Linked DNA regions of Mus musculus: region 2 is linked to region 1. Evidence: chromatin loops called from intact Hi-C (ENCODE). Cell type or tissue: left cerebral cortex. All regions are shown on one strand. Links, peaks and the distances in the headings refer to the core of each region. The heading gives the core; the rest is flanking DNA.

Region 1 (10,515 bases), core at 3,770-7,769:
GTGAACAGAACCCTGCTTAGCTTGAAGCTTTTCTTCCGAAGCATTTCCAAAGAACAGAAGACTAGGCAGCATGATGAAAACCCAAGACTTGATTTTTCTTTTCCTTAATGGCACTAGAGATGGTTTGCAGGGCTTGTATATGTTATATATGTTAGCTCTTACCACTGAGCTAGCTAGCCTTCATTCTTGAGACTGTTTCTAAAGGGTCTGATCTAGGGAAGGGACATGAATCCCTGGAGACAATAACCCAAGGACAGACCTCCTGAGTGTGAGAGGAGACTACTTTCATGCCACCAACTCCTAGGCTCTCCCTCATAGCCAGAACATTCTAGTACCGAATAGGTAGGGTCCAGAGTCAAGTTCCAGTATCCTGGGCACATCTGGTGCCAACTTTTCTATCTACCACTTTCCCCAAGACTGAGGGAGAGGAGGCCTTCCAATTGACTGTCCCTGGGGCAGGTCTGCAGAGCTAACCTTAGGGAAATGGGCAGCATGCCCATGACGGGGATCTGACTTTGCTGAGGCAGGAGGATGTGGGAGGTGAGCTCTGCCACCTAGGGGCCCAGGTGAACTTATGCGTGTGTTCCTATTGGCAATAGTTGACTGCCCTAGCCTAGATCAGCCCTGCTGGGCCTCATCTACTCCCATGGCCCTGGAGCAGATCCCACTCATATGTTCCCTAATGGCACCAGTGGTCTCTGTAAGTGAACTTTAGGACAGCATCAAGTATAGTTTGTTGTCTAGAAAACACAAAGGCCTAGATCCCCGTGCTCCAAGGGATGGCATGTACCTCCTAGGACAAGACAGTCAGCTAGGCTTATACCAGACTGCTGCATTCTAGCCCAAGTCAAGACATGAGGAAGCTGGATCACCCAACTCTAGGGTCTTAAGAGAGCTCTGCTTCAGAATTCTCTGTTCCATAGATCCTCCTGGGAACATCCTTGGTGGCCTTTGCTAGCCTGTCTCCCACCTGCTGCCTGCAAGATAGGGGTCACCCCTGCGGTGCCAGGGCTATCCAAACTCTCAGGGTTTGGACCTTTATTGTGAAATGGTTTCCTTCAAGATTAAAACATTCCAAACTAAAGGGAAGCTCCTAAAACAAGGAGGTGAACAACTCACAATAGCTTCAGGAAGTCCCTGAAACTGACCAGATTTACTCAGTGGTAATAAAGACTGCGGAGAGTCACTCTTGCCTACTGAAACCAGACCAACTTTCTGGGAGAAGCAGAAACCAGTCGAGCAGCCTAGAAGAGTTTTAGACCAGAGGATACTCTCCGACCTGTTGAGCTGCCTGCAGACTGTACAGATTCCCAGCACTGTGAACTGTCACCCATGCCGGGGTGGACCTTGGTCGTGCAGCTGTCTGAGTCATTTCTGCTCCTGTAAGTAACCCTTCATCCATTTTCCTGTAACTAACTTCAATAAAACTCACTGCTTCACCAAGTTGGACTTGGTGGAATCCCTACTTTTGTCTGGCATGAGTCTGACATGGTCTGTCTATCTGGAGTGAGTAGAAGGAGAATGTTGCATCTCCCTAGGAAACATTTTGTCACACAACAAACAACCTTGAATAACAGTTACCTTTGGCACAAAGGAGCTGATGAAGTCCTGTTAATGTTCTCCTAGTGGCAAGGAACAGGGTGCTTCTGAGAAGGGGAGACAGAATTTCCTCACTGGCTAGCAACCCTGCTTCCCACCCACAGGAAGCTGCTTAGGGGCCGAGCTGGGGCCGAGCTGTCTCCACCAACTGAGGCATGACTTGTCTGGAAAAAAAAAAGCCACACCATAAACAAAACAGATTAGCCAGAGCCAGTACGTGGCTGTCGCTCTGAACTGAGTTATTACAACAAAAGCCCTGTGAGCAGAAAAATAATACCCAGGATGCAAAGCAGCAGCAGCAGCCTGCAGACTGGCTCCCACACACCCTGTCTGCTGCCACCATCCTTCAGGCTGGGAGTTCCTATCCTTCTGTGTGTCCCATGCTACCCCACAGGCTTGGCACTCTGCCCTTCCTAGTCTCTTTCAGCGTTGGCATACAATGGCTCAGTGAAGATGGCTGCTACATCCTTCTCACAGTCCAGGCTCACCAGAGGCCTCAGCTGCACCTCATAAACCTCTGCTGATACCCAGACCACGGCAGGATAAAACCTGCAGACTGCCCACCCTGCCCTAGGACTGCCACAGCAGCTGGCATGACAGAACTCTGTACTGTGTGTCTGCCACAGGGTAGTTAGGAGCAAGGCTTCATGGCCTCTGGGCAGACCATAGCCCAGGAAAAAGAGCACACATGCCCCATTCAGGCCAGGCCTGCACTTAACTGCCAGCAGCATCTCAGCCAACCTGGAAGCTCACTACAAGGCTCTGGAGGTCTGAGCCCCTCAGCACCCTGCTCCTGGGCTCCTGACACTTACCAACCTACCATCCTCTCTGTCTCCACAGGTATAAAGCAGCAGCTTAGCTCTAGAGGCCACACAGGCCCCCACTCACCCTGCCTCCTCCTTCACCTCTCTCGGGAGGGTACCTCCCCTCTACCATCCTACTGTGTGACCAGGGGTCCCACACTGATACCACACTGGCTGTACCTGCCAGCTTCCCTCTGCCATCCTCAAAGGGCAGGACTCCTCAGGGACGTGCACAGCCTTGCTAGCAGCTAGCTCTGGCCACGTCCCTTTCATAGCATTCACAGAGACCCCTGAAAGGCTGGGGACTATCTTAGCCACTGATGGCTCTGACCTTGACAGCTCTATAATGCCCACTGACCAGAGGAACCAAGTCACATGTCTAAGGTCCTGGCAGGGTCATATCCAGAATACCAAATCCTCTCTACAATTCACCATACCCCTGCAGCCAGCAGCAGCAGCAGCAGCAGCCACCTGAGGGTCCTTGGGACCGTGCAGAATTTCACCTAAGGGACAGCTTGTTATCAGGAAAAGGATAGGAGGAAAATCCAGCAGAATAGTCACATGCCGTCTGTCCAGCAGAAAGAGGTCTCTGGTCAGTGGCCTCAGGCAAGTTCATTTAGAGTCCTGGGCCTTAGTCTGCTCCTTAGTAGAGTGGGCAGAGTCTTAGCAGGGCTCCTGGGAGGTCAGCATTGCATAGATTACAAGGTGCTCACCTAGCTGGGCTTAGAATTTTTGCCTGTCTGTCTGTCTGTCTGTCTGTCTGTCTGTCTATGCATGCCAGAACCCAGACCACTGTCCAGTTCTTCTATGGACCACCTAGGTACAGCTATGAGTGACAGTTACCCCGCAGCATAGCCAATAGGCACCTCCCCTCAGCCCCATGCAGGCTTCAGCCAACGGCATATGCTATATTTAGGCTGCAGTCTGGGTGGGCAGTGGCAGCGTGGGGAGGGGCTTCCTTCTGAAGCCTGCAATGATTCTAATTAGCCCCATTGTTTATTTCTCACCCCCTCCTCCCTGGAAAAGCAAATCCCAGAGCAGGCTAGGGCAGTCAGCAAAGCGTGAGGGGAGCAGGGCACCACACCCATCACAGTAGCATGGTATCGCAGTGTATTCCACAGCAACAGTGACTCAGGTCTGGCGTCCTCACGTTGGCATGGCACCCAACCGCCAACAAGACCGCCCAGACTGCAGCCTGATCAGCATCCCCAGCTGCCACAGCCCTGCCCTGAACACACCATAATACTGACAGCCAGGAAAAGGAGCAGAGTCTCTGGCTTCTAACAAAAGCATCCTGGTCTCCCCGGACCAAAGCAGGTCAGAGCTGGGAATAACCAGCAGATGGCAGGTACACCCTGATACAAAGCACCAATCTCTTCCATGACACACAATATACACACCATACACATAGCACACAGAAACACACACACACACACACACACACACACACACACACACACACCTGCTACGCAGGTCCAGCCAGCTCTGTGGCTACAGGTTTTGATTTGGTTGCCCATCTTTCTATCCCCACAGCCGATTCCAACTGTCTGCTCTCCAGGGAAGCTAACTGATGCCTCAGGCTGATCTGAGCCCCAGGAAACAATGGCCTCACAGAGGTGGCAGATGCAAGCATGCCCAACACAATAGAAGCGATTTGGGAAGGATGGTACCATGCAGGGAGGCAGATGCATATGCTGAAAGGATGGAGATGAAACAGAGATGTGGATCGGACAAATGCCTGTCTTCTCCTCAGAGGAGGTGGCAGGAAATGCAGGCACAGATGCAAGGAGTGCCCCTCCAGCCCACTCCTACAGTTCAGTTCCTGCAAAGCTCCTCCCTCTGCTAAGAACCAAAAACTGTGACACAACAACCCAATAAACCTTGGGAGACACTGTCCTTGCCCCACTAAGGTCCCCAGCAGGACCAGGGACCCATGCTGTCAGAGTGAAGGCAACAAGAAGAAACCCCCATTACTAGTGCAAGCCTCAACAGGGCCTGCCAGCCCTTTCTATTGTCCCTCAGCGCCACCTTCCATAGCCAACAACAGCAATCCCTGCTGAATAGGCTCTGGTAGTCCGGTTTCTGTGGACAACGGTTCTTAATAGGCCACCACCTGGGGCATTCAGACCCTTGCCAGCATACCACTAAGCTCTGGCTCCTTGCCGAAAGCCATGAGAGAACCTCTGTCACCATAGCCATAAAAGGAAGAGCAGAGATCCACCTCCGTACAACCTCCTGGAACCTGAAGCCCTCAGAGCTCTGCTCCTAGGGGCTTGCAATATGCCAGCTCCTGGCCAGGGAACATCCATCCGAAAGGAGCCCGTGGGCACCCCTCTCTGAAGGGTTCAGAACGGGGATCTGATAAGCACCAGCTCTGGGGTTCCACAGCTGTCTTAGCCCTTAACACAGACACCCCCTCCAGGGGCAAGAGGCATTCCAGCGGGACTATTAGCCAAGTGGCAGTGCCTACAGCCCTCCAACGGACACCAAAATCTAGTGCAGGGGACTCCTAACAGTGGGCCCTGAGGCCAGTGATGGGCAACCTGCAGGACGGAGGACAAGATGGCTCCAACTCCAACAAAGCTAAGAAGCCTAACTCTTCTCCTGTCCACCTCTCCAGTGCCACCCTCTCCCTTACCATGCTGCTGAATCTTGCCCCTTCCCCTAAAGAATTGCAGGAGACTGGGCAAGGATCTGGTGCCACCCTCTCCCAGGTACTCACTCACTGGAAGGGCAGCTGGGAAGGGCAAGCGCCTGGGAGCAGGAGTGTGGGTGGGTATCTGAGAACCCAGGGCTGGAGTCAGTGAGGGAGGCAGACTTGTGCAAGGGTTGCCAGAGAAACCTGGCTCCTCCCCCCAATCCCTGCTTAGCACCTGGGAGGCTGAGTGCCAGGGGCCTTATCTGTGCAGCTGCCCCATGTGGGCTTATAGGCAGCTGCCCCATGTGGGCTTATAGGCAGAGTACAGCAGGGTAAACCTGGCCCCTGAAGGTGAGGAAAGACTGAGAGGTTGAACTAAGCAAGGAAGGGTTTGTGCACACCACTGAGGCACCTCCACCCTCTCTGCTCCCCTGGTCCAGAGCTCTCCCCAGGTCCTGGCGCTGACTCAGCTCATGGTTGCTTCATGCTGCCTGCTGCAGGCATACTCCTAGCTCTTGACTCCGCAGCAGCAGCCCGGCCACTTGAAAGCCTGCAGGATCCCAGAATGCCAACAGGCAGCTTCTGAAACACGGACTCAGGCAGAAGAGCCAAGCCCTGGAGAGAAGCCAGGGAACTTTTTATGTGGGTAAACAGTTAGATATGGCACAAGGTCCCTCTGGTAATACCAAATTCAAAGCCTGCAGAGCCGCTATTGTAGCTGGAGTGGGTGTCCTTGGGACAGTGACAGGAGGCTGTTGGAATAGCAGGATGCTGGGCTCAGGCCCTGCCCAAACCCTGCCACTTTAAGTCGCACATGCTGTGACACTTGACCTTTCCACTGGGGTGCTAATGTGCAAGACTACGCTGTTAGTCTGATTTCCTTTCCCTGTTCCTTGGACACCAGACAGCAGCCTGGTGAAGGTTCTCTCCACCTGCAACTTCCAGTGACGCCAGCAGGTGGTGCCCTCTCCCCAAACTGTTTGTGGAGTTCTCCAATTGCAGATGCCACCAAAGGACACAGAGCACCCCTCCCACCCAAAAAGCACTTCAGAAAAAAAAAATTTTTTTTTTAATCAGGAAATTCCTCAGCTGGGAGCAGGGTGGTGGTGGCCATAATCCCAGCACTTGGGAGAGAGAGGCAGGTGGATCTCTGGGTTCGAGGCAGTTCCAGGACAGCCAGGGCTACACAGAGAAATCCTGTCTCAAAAAGAAAGAAAAAGAGAGAGAGAGAGAGAGAGAGAGAGAGAGAGAGAGAGAGAGAGAGAGAGAGAGAGAGAGAGAGAGAGGAAAGAAAAGGAAAGAAAAGGAAAGGAAAGGAAAGGAAAGGAAAGGAAAGGAAAGGAAAGGAACTAAGAAAAAAAGAAAGAAATTCCCTTAGGTATTCAAGAAAATATGGTTTGGGGCAAAGATTGGAAGATAGCCTTGCTCCTGGGATGCACAGGGCACTCCTTGTCCCTTAGTAGAACCACGGCAGTGAGGCAGGTAGGGACTCGTCCCTGGGCCCTTGGGTAGAGAACTCAATGCTGTCCTAGGCATAGCCCCTCCGTCTGCCGCAAGACCACACTCAAGGTGGCTCCTGCCCTAGGCAGGCAATCCTGGGAGGGTGGCTTCTGTAGTCTGGAGTTCTGGGGACCTGCAAAGGGTCAGCCCAGTCATCATCTATATTCTCAGTGGGGGCCAAGACTTGGATGCATCTGACCCAAGGCTAAGCACAGAGGCTGAGCTGGAGGTTTTTTACAGCAATTTGACACACGGGCCCAGGGTAACCCCTGGGAAAAGAAAGTCCTGGGTCTAAAAGAAATCAAAGTGAGCAAATCATGGGAGCAGCAAGTCAGCAAGCAGCAAGCCAGCAAACAGAACTTCCATGGCCTCTGCACCAGCCCAGCAAGCAGACTTTCCACAGCCTCTGCACCAGCTCCTGCCTCCAGGTTCCCACCCAGTTTGAGTTCCTGCCTTGGCTTCCTTTAAAGGACTGTGATTCAGGATATTCGAGCCAAATAAACCCTTCTCTCCCCAAGTTGCTTTTGGTCATGGTGTTTCATCACAGCAATAGAAACCCCAACTAAGACAAAGGTCAATCTGTGAGGTACCGAAATTCCTGAGAGAGACCCTGGGTCATACCCCACCAGCAGCAACATCCTCACCCTGTGTCACTGAGGCTCATCTGCAGTGCGGCCTTGGCTCCGGCCTCACTTCCCGAAAGTGATGGCCTTTATACCATGCAAGTGACAAAATGTTCTCTAGAGTGGAAAGATGAAACACATATGTCCCATGTCAGACCAAAGTACGGCCATCACCAAAGTCCAGCTTAGGGAACAACGGGTTTTATTCGTTGTTATTTACATGAGGGGTTATTTATAGGAGCAGAAATGACTCAAAGACAGCTGTATCACCAAGGCCCACCGCACCACTCGTGACTGCTCACAAAGCTGGGAAGCCTTAGAGTCTGCAGGCAGCTCAACAGGTTGGAAAGTGACTCAGTTTACACCTCTTCCAAGCAGCTGCACGGGCCTCAAGTCTTTACAGCTTGGGTCCTCTAAGAGGGCTTCTTAGCTTTTGTTGCTTTCTCTAGCAGGAAGAGGGCCTAGTGAATCTGGTTAGTTTCAGGGACTTCCTGAAGCTATTTTGAGTTGTTTGCCTTCATGTTTAAGGTGATTCCTACAGGATGGAATGTTTCAATCTAGGAGGAAACTGTTGTACAACATGCCAGCTTTGCAACTGGGTTGCTGAATACTTGAGTACAATGCTGGAGTTGTCCAATGGGTGTTTCCATGTCACAGGCATTGGACAGGTAAGGAGTGAGACCATACAGATCTTTGCCAAAGTCAGAGGGCTTCAAGTTCAAAAGAAAAACAAGAGGGGTTTTTTAAGATTTATTTTTTGTTTATGCGTATGAAATTTTTACATCCATACATGTATGTAAACCACATGTCTGCCTGTTGGATCCCTTAAAACTGGAGTTATGAATGAATGGTTGTGAGTCATTATGTGAGTATCGGGAATAGAACTCAGAACCTCTGCTAGAGCAACAGTGCTTCTAACCAACTGAGCCATGTGTCCAGCCCCACAAAAGTTATTTCTTTTCATTGACAGGTAATATGACCAAATTAGTTGGTCTCCCAAGTTTTAAAAGAACTCCCCATCGTATGGCTCTGGAGACTCTAGCCAGACTCTCCCACTCTGGTTCCTGGCAGTTTCTTCTTGGCCTAGCCACCTGTCTCTGCTGTTTTGTCTCTGATTGGCAGCTCTGGGAACATGGCTGTCCCTGTGGGGAATAAGAAGCCAGGCTGGAGCAGGCATGAACCTGACTCTCTACACAACAGTCAATACCTTCTTCTCCTAAGCAGAAAGAGTCAAGAGGCTCTAGGCATCTTCTCTGATGATGCTTTGATTCCAGGGCAGTTCATGTGCTTATATGACTTTAAGGCTTCAACAGATCAAAGAAAGATCCCAGAAAGTCCAGTTTGGAAACAAATGAATTTACTGAGCTTAATTTTAGAAGTGGGAGTAACTTGTGAGCAGGTGTACCTCCAAGGAGGCCCATCTTGAGTTATCCTAACCTACAAGACCACGTGCGGCCTCAGAGGGAGGGAGTGGTAGCCTGAGTCTGAGGTGAAGGCCTTGTGGCCCTCCTCTGTCCTGATCACCATAGACCTACTAACTAACTATACTGTTTAGTTCATTTCTATGACCGGATCAAAGTCTCCTATGGGTCACAGCATTACTGTTTTACATGATGATTGTCATTGAGCGTCAAGGAAACAGCCATGTCCAGCACCCACCCAGTTACCCATTTCCATAATGGTTGTCCTTAACTGTCTTCCCCAAGTCTGCTTTTGCTCTCCCATCCCTACACTCACCTGCTCTAAGCCAGAAGGGACAAATTCCAAAGTCCTCAGGGTGTTGGGCTCACAGGGCTTCCAATACTACAGAATCTTCTGATTTGTTCCACACTGAATTGTAGTCCTCTACCCCAGACATAGCACCTCCAGATCTTATTATCCTACTTGTCCTGGAAGTCCCCATACTTCCCAGAAAGCGCCTGCTACTCCCTTTTCCCCTTCTCTTCTTTCTAGTTGGCCTCTTTAGGATTAGTGGAACATATTCTGCTAGTGGCTTCCTTCATGAGAACAGAAACTCTTCTGAGGTCTTTGTCCCATTCTCCATTAGAGCATTAGAGAAGTTAGTTTGGCTAGGTATAGAATTCTGAGAAGTGAAGGCATCTTATGTGGTCTTCCAGCACCTAGGATGTTTTTGAGAAGTCTAAAGCATATATAGATCCAAAGTCCAGGAAAGCTGGACTTTGTGGTACACACTTGTAATCCCAGCCCTTGGGAGACAAAGCAAGAAGATTGCTGCAATCTCAAGGCCATGTCTGATCTGCATAGTAGGTTCTAGCCCACAATGTAAGACCCTGTCTCAAAAAAAGGGTTGGGGGAAGCCTGTGTAAAATTTATAGAGGTCACATGGATGGCAATCATCAGGACCTTAGCATTTCTAACAAGTGTGTACATTCAATGGTGAAGATGAGAGGACCCTAACATAACAGAGGAAATACTTTTCTGCCAAAAGCCATGTTGTAAATGTCATACCTAAGGGCAGGGACCAAAAGATCTAACCATGAAGTCATGAAGATGGCTAATCCCTCCCTGGGCATCCTTGGCAGTTGGCTTACTCATAGTGTAAGTACTCATGGTTGCTCTTTGAGGTAGGAATCATGGCATGACTGTGGTGAGGGCTTAGAGGGAGCCTACAGAGGCAAATCCCACTGTGGTGGTTTAAATAAAAATGGCCCTCTTAAACCCATAGGGAGTGGTACTATTAGGAGGTGTGGCCTTGTTGGAGTAGGTGTGGTCTTATTGGAGAAAGTTTGTCACCCAGTGAGGCGTTGAGGCCTCAGATGATCAAGCCACACCCACTGTGGTATTCTCTTCCTGTTGCCTGCTGGTCTGAATGTAGAGCTTACAAATCCTCCAGCACCATGTCTGTCTGCTGCCATGCTTCTCACTATAATGGACTAAACCTCTGAAACTGTAAGGCAGCCCCAAGTAAATGTTTCCCTTTACAGTATTAGAGACCTTAACTAAGACACCTACCCAGCCAAAATATTGAAACAGCCAACCTGTGTTGTTGGGCTGGGATGGTGAAGACTGTCTTCATCCTTGAGGATCTGAGGATACGGGACATTATCTCCCCTCACCTCTAATCACCAATGCTGGAGAGTGACAGTGATGCTGTCCAACAGTCACATCAGATCCTCCAGGCTCCCTTCACCTCTAATCACCAATGCTGCCCCGCTAGAGCAGGGCAGGCTGGAGAGTGACAGTGATGCTGTCCAGCAGTCACATCAGATCCTCCAGGCTGAGGCCATTGTGGTGCTCAGGTTGACATGGCTCCAAGGCATCTTCCAAGCTATGATATGTGCTCGATCCATCTAGCACACTGAATTCAAAACATGCCACTGCGTGAAGCTAT
Region 2 (10,515 bases), core at 2,972-6,971, 51 kb after region 1:
ACCCCCTGATGTGCTGCCCCGTGGCCCTACCATGCCTGATGAGGATTTCTTCAGCCTTATCCAGAGGGTGCAGGCTAAGCGGATGGATGAGCAGCGTGTGGACCTTGCTGGGAGTCCAGAGCAAGAGGCCAGTGGGCTGCCTGATCCCCAGCAGCAGTGTCCACCGGGTGCCAGCTAAGGCCTCGCCCCTACAGCCAGCCATACCCTACTCTGGACTCTGTAGGCTCACGGTTGTCCACAGTGGCCATGATCCCCCAATAAGCCAAATCTTCCCAAGGCCATGATGGACAGCCAGCTCAGCCCCAGCCCCTTCCCACTGAGCCAGATGGTGGGTGCACAAGGCCCCCCCATCCCAGGTGGTGGGTGCAGGCTAGAGCTGCTATATGGGGGAGGGCATGCTTCTGTCCCCATGGATCTCCACAGCTTCCTGCAGGCCTGCCCTGCCCTGCCCTAGGCCGGGCCTTCAGCATGTTGGCCCCGAGCCCCGGTGCTGTCCAGAGTCTTTTCCCTCAAGCCCTGCCCTGCCAAATGTGAAACTCTGCCAACTCTCCCAAGGCCCCCAGAGGGGCTTCAAGGACTTCTTCTGGTGGGGGCTACAGTGCTAAGGCATCTTCTGTCCCCCAGCTGGTCCTGGGATGGCTATGAAGGAGGTACACTCTGATCTGCCTCACGACCCCAGGGCAGGCACTATCCTGGCCTGGCTGTGCCCAACCCTGCTGAGGGAGATTGGCAGCTACAAAGTCCAGACACCCTGACCTGGTAGTCCCCAGCCTTGCACTTGGCCTTTGAGGAAAGATGGAGCTTGCCCCTGGCAGAGGGGAGAGGCAGGTCTCCAAGCATAGGGTCTTGTACTAGGAGTGCTGAGCTCTGGCTGGTAGTGGACGTTCATGAGGGATCCTCTCAACTAGATCCTTCAGTCCTCTTAGTGAGCATCTACCTTCTATTACTAGGGAGATGATATCTTGGCTTTCTCCCCAAGGAGGGGTCCATATCTTAATTGGACACAGGGCACTGTAGTTGGGGTGGAGACTCAGCCAGAACTGCCGGGGCATCCATGAGACAGACCCTTCGGGACCGTGGTCCTAGTTCTTGCCTACAAGTCCTATAGGTAGCCCTACTGGAGGGCTCTGTACAACTGTCTAACCCAGGGCCTCTTACCCAGAGGGCCAGGGCAAGGGAAACTGAGGACCCAACTTCTGAGAGGGAGAGGCAACATCACTCTGAGAGCAGAAACAGATACTAGAGCACAGGGTCTCGGGCGGGACATGGTGGCCGCCCCGCATACTTGAATGTACATGCGTATTTATTGCTTACATGTGTTTGCCATGTTGTTCATGGGTCCTTTCTGACCCGAGAGGTACATTTGTTTTGTTTTACCCAAAAATAAAAGTCTGCCAAGTGAGTGTGGCTTCTGTTGGAATTTGTGTCAGCCTTCCCAGGACATGGTATTGGCTTACCCAGTGCAGTGTACAAGGCCCCTGAGATCATGCAGCATGTCTCTGCTGCATGCGACAGTGAGAGGCGGGGCCAGAGCCGCTACTGCTGCTTTCTCTGCTGTTCTCCATTATGCTGACTTTCCAGAGACAGGAAACAGAAGCCAGGGATGTCACAGTACATTGGTAAACACTCAGGACTAGCCCTTCCAAGCAGCCTCCCCGCCCCCGACTGGATTGGACCCAGCCCCAGAGCTTCCTATGTCTTAGCAGTTCCCATTACAAGCGCTGGATTATGCCAATCTAAGCCACAGAGGAACTTGTCTTCAATGTTCATGTAGTGGGCAGCACCCCATGTAACTCAGATCCTGATTGGGCCCTTTGGGGAGTGTCCTGATGGGCCAAGGGTAGCAGAACATAGCTAAGACCAGTAAAATAGCCTAGAGAATTCTCTATCGTCTAGAGCACTGTGGTTGCTCTAGAGGCAGCCACGCTTCTGGGCAGGCTGAAATTGCTCAGGTGCCGGGAGGCCAGCTGCCAGAGATGGCTGCCATGGGAAGGGGATGTATTGAGAGAGCCAAGCCACCCCACAGGAGTCACGCTGGTCTGGCCAAGAGGTGCTGTGATGTTGGGGTGGTACTTTACTTAGTCTCCACTGAAAGGGAGGAAGGAATGGAGAACTAAACTAGTCAGAACAATTCCAGGCTGTCAGGAACCTGGCCACATGATTGGGAACTGTGGCCCGTGGTGAGTCTGCAGAACACGGTGAGGTATGGACTCTGCAAGAATGGACTATGTGGAAAGTGAAGCTTCAAGTGAAATCCTGATGCACAGGAGACCCTCCCTGGGAAGGAGGCTCTGGAGCAGCAACAGGCAGAAGGCACACACACACAGGAGGTAAGTCCAAATCATGGGCTTCCCATCTAGAGGAGATACGCTAGATCCAGCTCTGTACTGTCAGGTCTAGCCAGCCCCAGGCCTCCGACAACTCTGGCCCAGACACCTGAGGACGAGGCAGCCCAGCCAGGCTCCACTGGTTCCTGACTTGAAGGCCCACAAGCAAGGCAATCGGCTCCTCTGACCTCGGTGTCCTCCACAGGGAGCAGGCTGGAGTCGGAGGCTGGCTCTTCCTCCAGGATGTGACAGTTTGTACAAATGGCACAGGAGGCTAGGGTGGGGATAATAGCAGGGTGTTTGCTGAGGGAAGGACAGGGGGTAATCGAGGGAAGGCACAGACTGCAAGTGCACCCGGCCTCCCAGGGCCCAGAGTGAACTGCTAATCACTAGCTGGGGTCCCAGGAGCCAGGGAAGCATTGTGTCCGTGTCAACTGCCTTCTCCACCCCCTGTCCCAGGATCCCCCCTGCCAGATGTTGAAGGTCACAGGGCCCAGAAACTCCCACAAAAAGCCTGTTTGTGCATCTGCTTGACTTCCTAAACACAAGACTATCCCAAAGGCATGTCAAACCAAGTTAGGAGATGAAGCACACACAAGGCAAGCATGATACGGCCCTCATCACTTCCATGCATCTCCTCTTGGACCTCAAGACAGGAGGATTGAGAGGTGCAGGCAGCTCATGGGTGGTGTGGTGTGTGTGTGTGTGTGTGTGTGTGTGTGTGTGTGTGGTGTGCCTCTGCCTGGATCACTCCCCTAAGCCTCTGAGCAGCGCTCTGCTCCTCGGCGGCCACCCAGAGCAGCCAGTTCTGCTACAGAAACCAAACCTCAGGGCTGGGCTGGACACTAGCTCAACAACAGAAGCCACCAGGGCTGGGGGTGGGGTGGGGGTGGAGGCAGGTCATATAGAAGGAAGAAGTAAAGAGCTCTGAGGAACAAAAAACCACCTGAGGCCACGAGCCTAACTCAAGACCAGATCCAGCCCTACTTAAGAAGGAGACCGACTGCACTGGGACAAAGCCACCCCCGAAGCCACCACTGTGGCTATCATGGGTGGGCATGAGGCTGGGCTCCTACAGCCACAGAGTTGTTCTGACTTCACAAGAGAAAAACAGGAGCCCAGGCCCGGTGCCTGGAGGTGATGGCTTTTTACTGACAAGGAACAGCAGCAGGCTTGTGAGGCTCCAAGTGAAGGGAGCGACTTTTGGGAAGACTGGAGTCTGCAGCTGTAGGAGTATGCAGATCAGCTCTGTCCCATCTTGCCAGGGTTGGGGGGATCCTCATCCCCTTCTGGGGTGTCAGGGGGTACAGCAGCCTCCAGAATCAGTTCCAGGGCACCGTCACCAGACACTCGGCGTACCTCCTCTCCTCTGGCTGCTAGGATCTCTTCAATATTCCTGCAAGACAGTAAGAGCAGCATCAGCCTTACTCTGGGCTCCCTCAAGGGCATCCCATGGTCATCTTGGGCCTGGAACACTTGTCCCAGCATCCAAGTGACACCAGTACCTTGCAGGCACCTAATGGCACCTTCACCAAATGTATCTGTTAACAAGTCCTCAGAAGCCATCTCTCTCGTACAGTGTACCACCAAGGGCCGTGGCCCTGCCTCTCACCAGGTAACACCCATCCCTGCATTTCAGTCTTGTCCCTACATATCAGAGCTGAGATTTCTCTGCAGTCCAGGTCTAAGAGGCGAACCCTAGAGACCCAAGGCCTGCACACTTATCACAGGCTATCTCCTCTGTGGCTCTGCCCTTACTCCTGCCACTGATCCCTCCTCATAGAACATTAAGAAGGCATCAGGCACAGCCTCCAAACTGACTCCTGGCCCTCCCCACTGCTCTCCCAAAAGTGGGAACACCACTGAAGGCTGCCCCAGTCCATAATCTGACACATACCCTTCCATCTGCCCTGAGTTGGCAGAGGACAAAAAGCCTCCACTAGAGATTGATAAGGCCCCTGGCGAGATCAGAGGTCAGGCAGTGACAGAGGTAGAGCCATAGAACTAGTTTGCCATATTTGGGGCCATTCATGGTTCATCTGAAGTTCAAATTCAACTGCTTCCAGGTCCACGTGGAAGCTGGGCTGTCCAGGTAGAGAGATCCAGGCAATGGATCCAGGCTCACACAGGGCCACAATCTTACTGTCTCCTACCCCTCCCAGCTGGCCTCACCTCTTCCCCTTCAGGTCAGAGAACCAGCTTAGGTTGTCTGCGATGATGTGGTGGTTCTGGCAACCAGGGCAAGTCACGATGACCACGCCCTGGTGATAGGCCAACTTTGAGATGCGCTTGGATGACCGAGTCCCACAGACCTAGCTGGGTTAGAGAGGTGGTCAGGCAAGGCATACACAGGAAAGTCTCTCCCAAGGTCTAACTCCATCCCGAGGGACAGCCTCAACCCTTTCTCTGATGATCCCACCTAGGCGACGGCGTCATTTCTAGACGCCTGTCTCCTGATAACCCAACCTAGAAGGCCCTGTGCCTCATTCCCACCCAGCCATTTGTAAAGACTCCGCCTCCTCCCTGGTCCGAAGGATACTTCCACGTTTCTGCCAGGACCCTACACCAACAGGAAACCAGCCAGCACCAGGTGTTGCCGACAGCGCCCACCTTGCAGGTGTAGACGAGTTGATAGTGGTCCGCTTCCACGCGCCCCAGCGCCGCCGCACGCCCTGATCCCGGCGCGGAGCTCGAGCTCCGCCAGCCCGAGGCCCAGCCCCAGGCCCAGCCCCGAAGTCTCTCCGCGGTCTTTAGGCGAGCCCCCAAATCCCAAAGCCGCCGCGGTCCGGAATCCCGGGTCCGCACACTACGAAGTAGTGTCGGCATGCGGCTCAGCGCTGTCCGCAACATCCCGCCTGCGAATCCTTAGCCACCTTTTCTTGCACCGCCCCGTGAAGCTGCGTCGACCATTTTGGTAACGGGCGCAGCGGCCGGAAGCGGCCCTCTTCGGCTTCCATCCGCCACCGGTGCACTGCTTTCTGTTGCCCCCTGGTGTCGCCCCGCTTGCATATCCAACCAACAGGCTCAGCTCGGTGATTATTTTATTTAGTTGCATTTTCTAATTCTAATACAGTAAAAAAAAAAAAAAAAAAAAAAAAACCGCAGCATCCTTTCACAATTCCACAGATGCTCAGCCTCGGCGCGGTTCGCTAGGAGCCCTCGGTGTCGGTGTTGTCGCTGCCTGTCGTATTCCCGCGATCCCCTTCTCCCTGCCGCCAGCTGTTCTGCATCTTGCGGAGCGCCCGCTTCCTGTGGGGCCCGCAGTGTGAGCAGGTAGGCACAGGTGTCCCACCCGCCAGCCGTCCTGCCCGCCGCCCCACACCTGCGGTAGTTCTCGAAGCTCTCCTTGAGGCGCCGCCGCTCCTTCTCCGGGGGCTCGCTGCTGCTGGGCCCCATGCCCTAGAGAAGGAACGGGGCCGGCAGCTGGACAACGGGGCGGGCAGCTGGACACCGTGGCCTTACCACGGCAGCCCTGGGACTCCAGCAGGTGTGGAGCATAGCTAGCTGGCCGTGGGGTCTGCTGGACTCCGAGATGACTGAGCGTGGGGTGACAACCCCTTTGTAGCCAGGTGAGTGGAAGACTTCTTTGCAGTGAACAGCAGTATGGGTGTCCTTACATTGTCCCCTCCCCTGTCCAACCACCCCACTATCCAAATGTTACATCCTACCCATACACTACCAAAGACCTTGTGATCCCCAGCTGTCCAGTGGCGTCACCCTCCTCCCCAGGATCAGCCATGTAGTAACCAGGGCTCTTGGGAACCCCAATCAGCCTTACATGGGTCAGTGAAAGATGCTCCTTGTTCAGAGCCATAAAGGGCTGCTCTGGGCTCTCCCTGTCTGCCAGTACACCTGAAAGGAAGATCTGTGCTTATGGGGGCCCCATCTGGTATGGCCACCTCCCTCTGCAAACAGCCCAACTAGCATTAGCCTAGGTCAGCCTTACGGGCTGGGACCTTTGCATGAGTCCAGTGGGGACTGCATTTCACAGAAACAGGCTGAGCCCTTGACTGCTACATCAACAGGGCTCCTACCATCAGTCACCCATACCGCCCAAGCTGACTGTCACCAAACACAAGGACAGATGGCTAGGAAAGACTCCAGGTCCCCATGATTATTTGCGAATGCATGCCCCAGTCCATGTCCCTTTTAGCTTGGCAACATTTTTGTGTCTAGTGGTTCCCATGGGTGGTGTGGGGGCAGCCTCAGTGGAGAGCTCAGGGCATCGGGGGCCTGGGTTAGTGCAAGTACACCATATTAATTAGAAGAATAATCATTCCAGGTAGCCAGAGCCAGCATGCCCCAGGTCCTGGGCAAACCAAGGCTCAAGCCTCTAGGTAGAAGATGTGCAGGGAAGGCTATGAACATCAAGAAACAATTATATCCAAGGAGGGCTCAGGGTGTGAGAACAACCCCGTCCCAGCAGCCCTGCCCCCTTCCCCTCTCATTTTCGTTGTGCCTAACTGTTGGCATGCCTTCAAGGGAGCTGGCTGCTCTTGCATCCTTCTCCTTGTGTGCCCACATGGAGCTCAGTGACCTCAGGTTGGGTCTTGGGGGCTGCAGTGGGTGACCCGTGCTTCTCCATCTACACCTCTTGTTCCCCTTTTGCCTTTGGTTAGAGCCTGGGGTAAGGCTGAGCTGAGGAAGTCTGTCTGACTTGTCACGAAAGCTCCCTGGGCTCCTCCCTGCGCCAGACCCTCTCGCCACCCACCCTCAGCTGCCCCAGCTGCCACCCCCCAGCTATTAGATCAGAGGAGGGTCCCGCCTGTCAGCCTGCTGTGGATAGCACAACCCCCAGCTCCTTGCTTGTGGCCCTGTCCGTAGCTCTATTCCTCCCCTCCTCATTGAGCACACCTGGGTACTGGCTAGTATCTCCCCCTGCAGGAGGAAGGCTAGTGGGGAAAGATGGGCCTATGAGGGATGGGGCCTCCACAATCACTGTCCTCTGAGCCACAGACCCTGAGACCTAAGTCCCACATTCAAATCAGATTCCTTATTCTCCGGGTGTGTTAGTCTAAGAGTTCTGCCCTTCACCATTGACTCTCCTTGCCTTGGGGAGTATCATCCTTGGCTGGAGTGGTGTGAATTCTGAGACAAAGTAAGTGACACAGCTTTACGTGCTGAGGATGGGCCAGGGTTAGGGAGGCCAGGAGACTGCAGCCTACATGCCTCTGATAGTACACGGTATCCTCACCTTTGTCTGAGAGCTGGGCATCCTCCTCCAGATCCTGAGGCAGTGAGAGCTTCCAAACAGAGACACGCCACCCAGTTAGACCATGCTACAAGCCACCATTGCCCTTCCTGTACTAAGTGTGGCCCAGCCCACTGCCCGCTTGACTCCAGCTCCTCAGTTGACACAGCCATCACTATCACCCCTCTGCACAGAGATTCTCAGGGACTCCGTCCCAGTCAGGCCAACAGGCAAAGGAAACCCTAGCATGAAGCTCTTGTCCTGAGAGGCCAGGATATGGGACATTAGTCTATGACTCACTTCTCACTTCGCTCACAGCAACAGCTTAGAGTTTGGCCAGCACTCTTCCCTGAATCCAACCCAAAATGAGAGAAAAGGGACAGCCCAGTTTAAGGGGACAGGACCATGTGGGAGATGAGTGTGAGGTCAGGTAGAGGTTGAAGGCCAGGGAAGGACCACTCTATGTCCACACTCACCTCCTGGGAGTTCCTGGGTGAACTGTCTTCCAAGTCAGAGCTCTGTGGCCACAGAAAAGGGAGTTGGTCAGTGGGCTGTAGGGGTTCCAAGCACCTGGGTATGGGGTGTGTAGGGCATGGTAAGAGCCCCATCCAGGCTCCATCCTCTAGGGAGGCCCTGCACATGTTTCTAGATATGCCCAGAATATGTCTTTCTTAACACTACACTCCAAGCCACCTGAAGGTTACTCCTTGGTCAAGGCTGCAGTCATTGGAGTGGTGTGGATAACCTTGAGTTACATCTGTGGCTGTCACTTCGCCATGAAGAGCTCTAATGAGGAAAACTGGGATTTAGGAAGGCCAGGCATTTTCCGAGGCCACAAGCAGGGCAGCAGTCATGGCAGGTTAGTGATAGGGCTGCTTCCAGGCTGATGGTTCCTCTTGGAATCCTGCCTTGACTTCACATCCTCCCCAGCTCTCTCACTGCCCAGCCCACCCTGGCGACAGCAGACACAGAGGCCTACCAGGATGAGCATGTCCAATTGCTGCTGCTTGAGTCTGCCCTCGGCGGCCAGTAATCGGCTCTCCGTCTGGAACAGCTGTAGCTGCAGCTCATCTGCCTTCTCACCCAGCTCTCGAACCAGCTTTCGAAGCTTATCTTTGTCCTGAAAGCTTTGGGTACACTGTGCATGCAGCTCTTCCCTGGAGGCCATAGCCTGTAGGAATAGCAGAGGGCACACCCTCAGCAAAGGACCTGGTTGATGCTCTTGGCTCTCATTTGGCAGTTCAGGTCCTGGCTGGACATCAACCACCCTGGTGTATGGCTGGAACTGCTGAACTGGAGGGATTCTCAAAGCAGTCAGGGCTCTCAGTGTACATGAACAAACCCTGGGCGGAGTTGGAAATGACCAGATTCTTAGCACTGGGGAGGCAGAAGTGGGATCAATAGTTTAAGGCCATCTTTGCACATATATTGAGTTGAAGGCAAGATTGGATTACATGAGACACTGTCTCAGACAACAAAACAAAACACTTCAGAGAAGCAGCCAAAAAAACCCGTGATTAATGCTCAGTAGTTCATAGGAAGCCCAACTGAGAAGTCCTACATCCCCAGCAGATAGCCAGTGGGTGTTTCTGTCCCACCTATGTGACATATTTTATAAATTCTGGATGCAGCTTGACATTAAAAAACAAAACAAAAACAAACAAACAAAAAAAAAAACAAACAAACCAGGATTCATGGCTGTTCTTAAATGAACACAAAGGTTTTTTTCTTTTGTTTCTTGGAAGACAGTTTCATTATCCCAAGGTGGCCTCCTATTTACTGTTAGCTGAGGTTGGCCTTGAATCTCTGACTCTCCTGTCTTTACCTCTAAATCCGGGGACCAGCATGCTGGGACTGCCATGTACTACCAAACATGGCTCAGCTGCTACCGCTTTTGTTATTGTTAGTGGTGGCTTTTTGAGACAGGGTCTCACATTGGACCCCAAACTGGCTTGGAATTCATGGTAAATCAGGCTGCCCTTAAATTCACAGTAATTATTTTGTCTCAACCTCCAACTGCTGGGATTGCAGGTGTGAGTTGCTACTACTGCCTCTGCCCGGGAGCCACCACAGGTTCTTGTACCAAATGCTCCCTACCCACAGCCTATGCACCTAGCAGCTTCCTCTCCCTACTGAAGTCTCCCACCTCCTTACCCCACCCCCACCCCCACCACAGGGACTGCTGTGTTCTCCTCCCGCATAAGCTCCTCCTTTGAATAAGGTAGACTTTGATGCATTTGTACAAGCAGTCCCGGGTTCTGTCTTCCAACACTGCCAAGTTACCCTGAGCATAAATAAAAAAAACAAAACAAAACAAAACACTTTGACTACTGCTCCAGTGTCTGCCGCACCAATACCCCAACACTCCTGGTTCTCCGTTTCTGAACACAAGTGTGGCACCTACCTGGTCCCTCTCAATGGAGACCTCCTCCATCTGCAGCAGGATAGCCTCGATACGGTCCTTGTACATCTTGGCATCCTTGCGCAAGGCCAGGCACTGCAGCTCGAACATCTCCTTTTCTTCCGTGCACTACAGGAAGCACCACTCAGCCTCACCCTCCCCTCCCTCCTCCTCCCCCTGGGCTGGACTCAGAGCAACAGCTCCAGGGCACACAAGGTCTGGGATAATGAGGAAGGCACTGGAGTTCCAGTCCAATCTAATCCAAGACTAACCTAGTCTAAGACCATGGCCTCAGCCACCATTGGTCACACTGTAAGCCCAAAGGGTGACACGGCACTACTGTGTACTGTACGAATTGACAGTGAGCCAGGTCCCAGACCCCACCATCCAGGATCCCAGTGGGCATTGCTTGTCTGCCCTGGTCTCTCACCCGGGCCCGGAGGGTCTCAGCCTGGCGGAGGTCCTTCCGTAGGGAGAAGATGGTGCTGACCTGCTTCTGGTGTTCCTGCAGTGCTTGACGCCAGTCCTCCTCCAGCACTTGAATGTATGGACTATTCCTGTCTAGCTTACCCTCCTGGAGGTGTCAGAAGGCAACA

Evidence for each region. A loop is a pair of places that touch in the nucleus more often than their neighbours do. Peaks named below come from ENCODE experiments on the same cell type or tissue, not always from the same donor. Only the 100,000 strongest peaks of a DNase experiment are listed, where the experiment ranks them.
Region 2: it touches region 1 in a loop (10-fold over the local background); 13 of 42 quality-filtered maps call a loop at or near these places.

The regions. Positions count from the first base shown.
Region 1 is chr2:26,294,994-26,305,508 of GRCm38, forward strand. Gm35807 (a long non-coding RNA gene) reads left to right here. Exons shown (of 3, transcript XR_374168.4): 1 at 1-1,382; 2 at 3,936-5,116; 3 at 6,781-7,051. It also overlaps a transcript of Ccdc187 not described here. Among named protein-coding and RNA genes, the nearest start is that of Gm35807, 5.5 kb to the left of the region's middle. In left cerebral cortex, for the core only: a CTCF peak has its summit at 5,989 (motif pointing right); DNase peaks (open chromatin) are centred at 4,077, 4,478, 5,220 and 5,986; H3K27ac peaks cover 1,906 bases.
Region 2 is chr2:26,346,836-26,357,350 of GRCm38, forward strand. Dnlz (DNL-type zinc finger) reads right to left here and starts at 5,275. Exons shown (of 3, transcript NM_026828.3): 1 at 4,938-5,275; 2 at 4,500-4,639; 3 at 1,283-3,723. The coding sequence starts at 5,177. The coding sequence ends at 3,570. It overlaps Card9 (caspase recruitment domain family, member 9), which reads right to left. Exons shown (of 13, transcript NM_001037747.3): 6 at 10,350-10,493; 7 at 9,923-10,048; 8 at 8,498-8,689; 9 at 7,995-8,036; 10 at 7,522-7,570; 11 at 6,106-6,179; 12 at 5,650-5,726; 13 at 5,352-5,576. The coding sequence ends at 5,477. It overlaps Gpsm1 (G-protein signalling modulator 1 (AGS3-like, C. elegans)), which reads left to right. Exons shown (of 14, transcript NM_153410.5): 14 at 1-1,402. The coding sequence ends at 178. In left cerebral cortex, for the core only: CTCF peaks have their summits at 5,322 (motif pointing left) and 5,521; DNase peaks (open chromatin) are centred at 4,799 and 5,274; H3K4me3 peaks cover 2,741 bases; H3K27ac peaks cover 2,403 bases.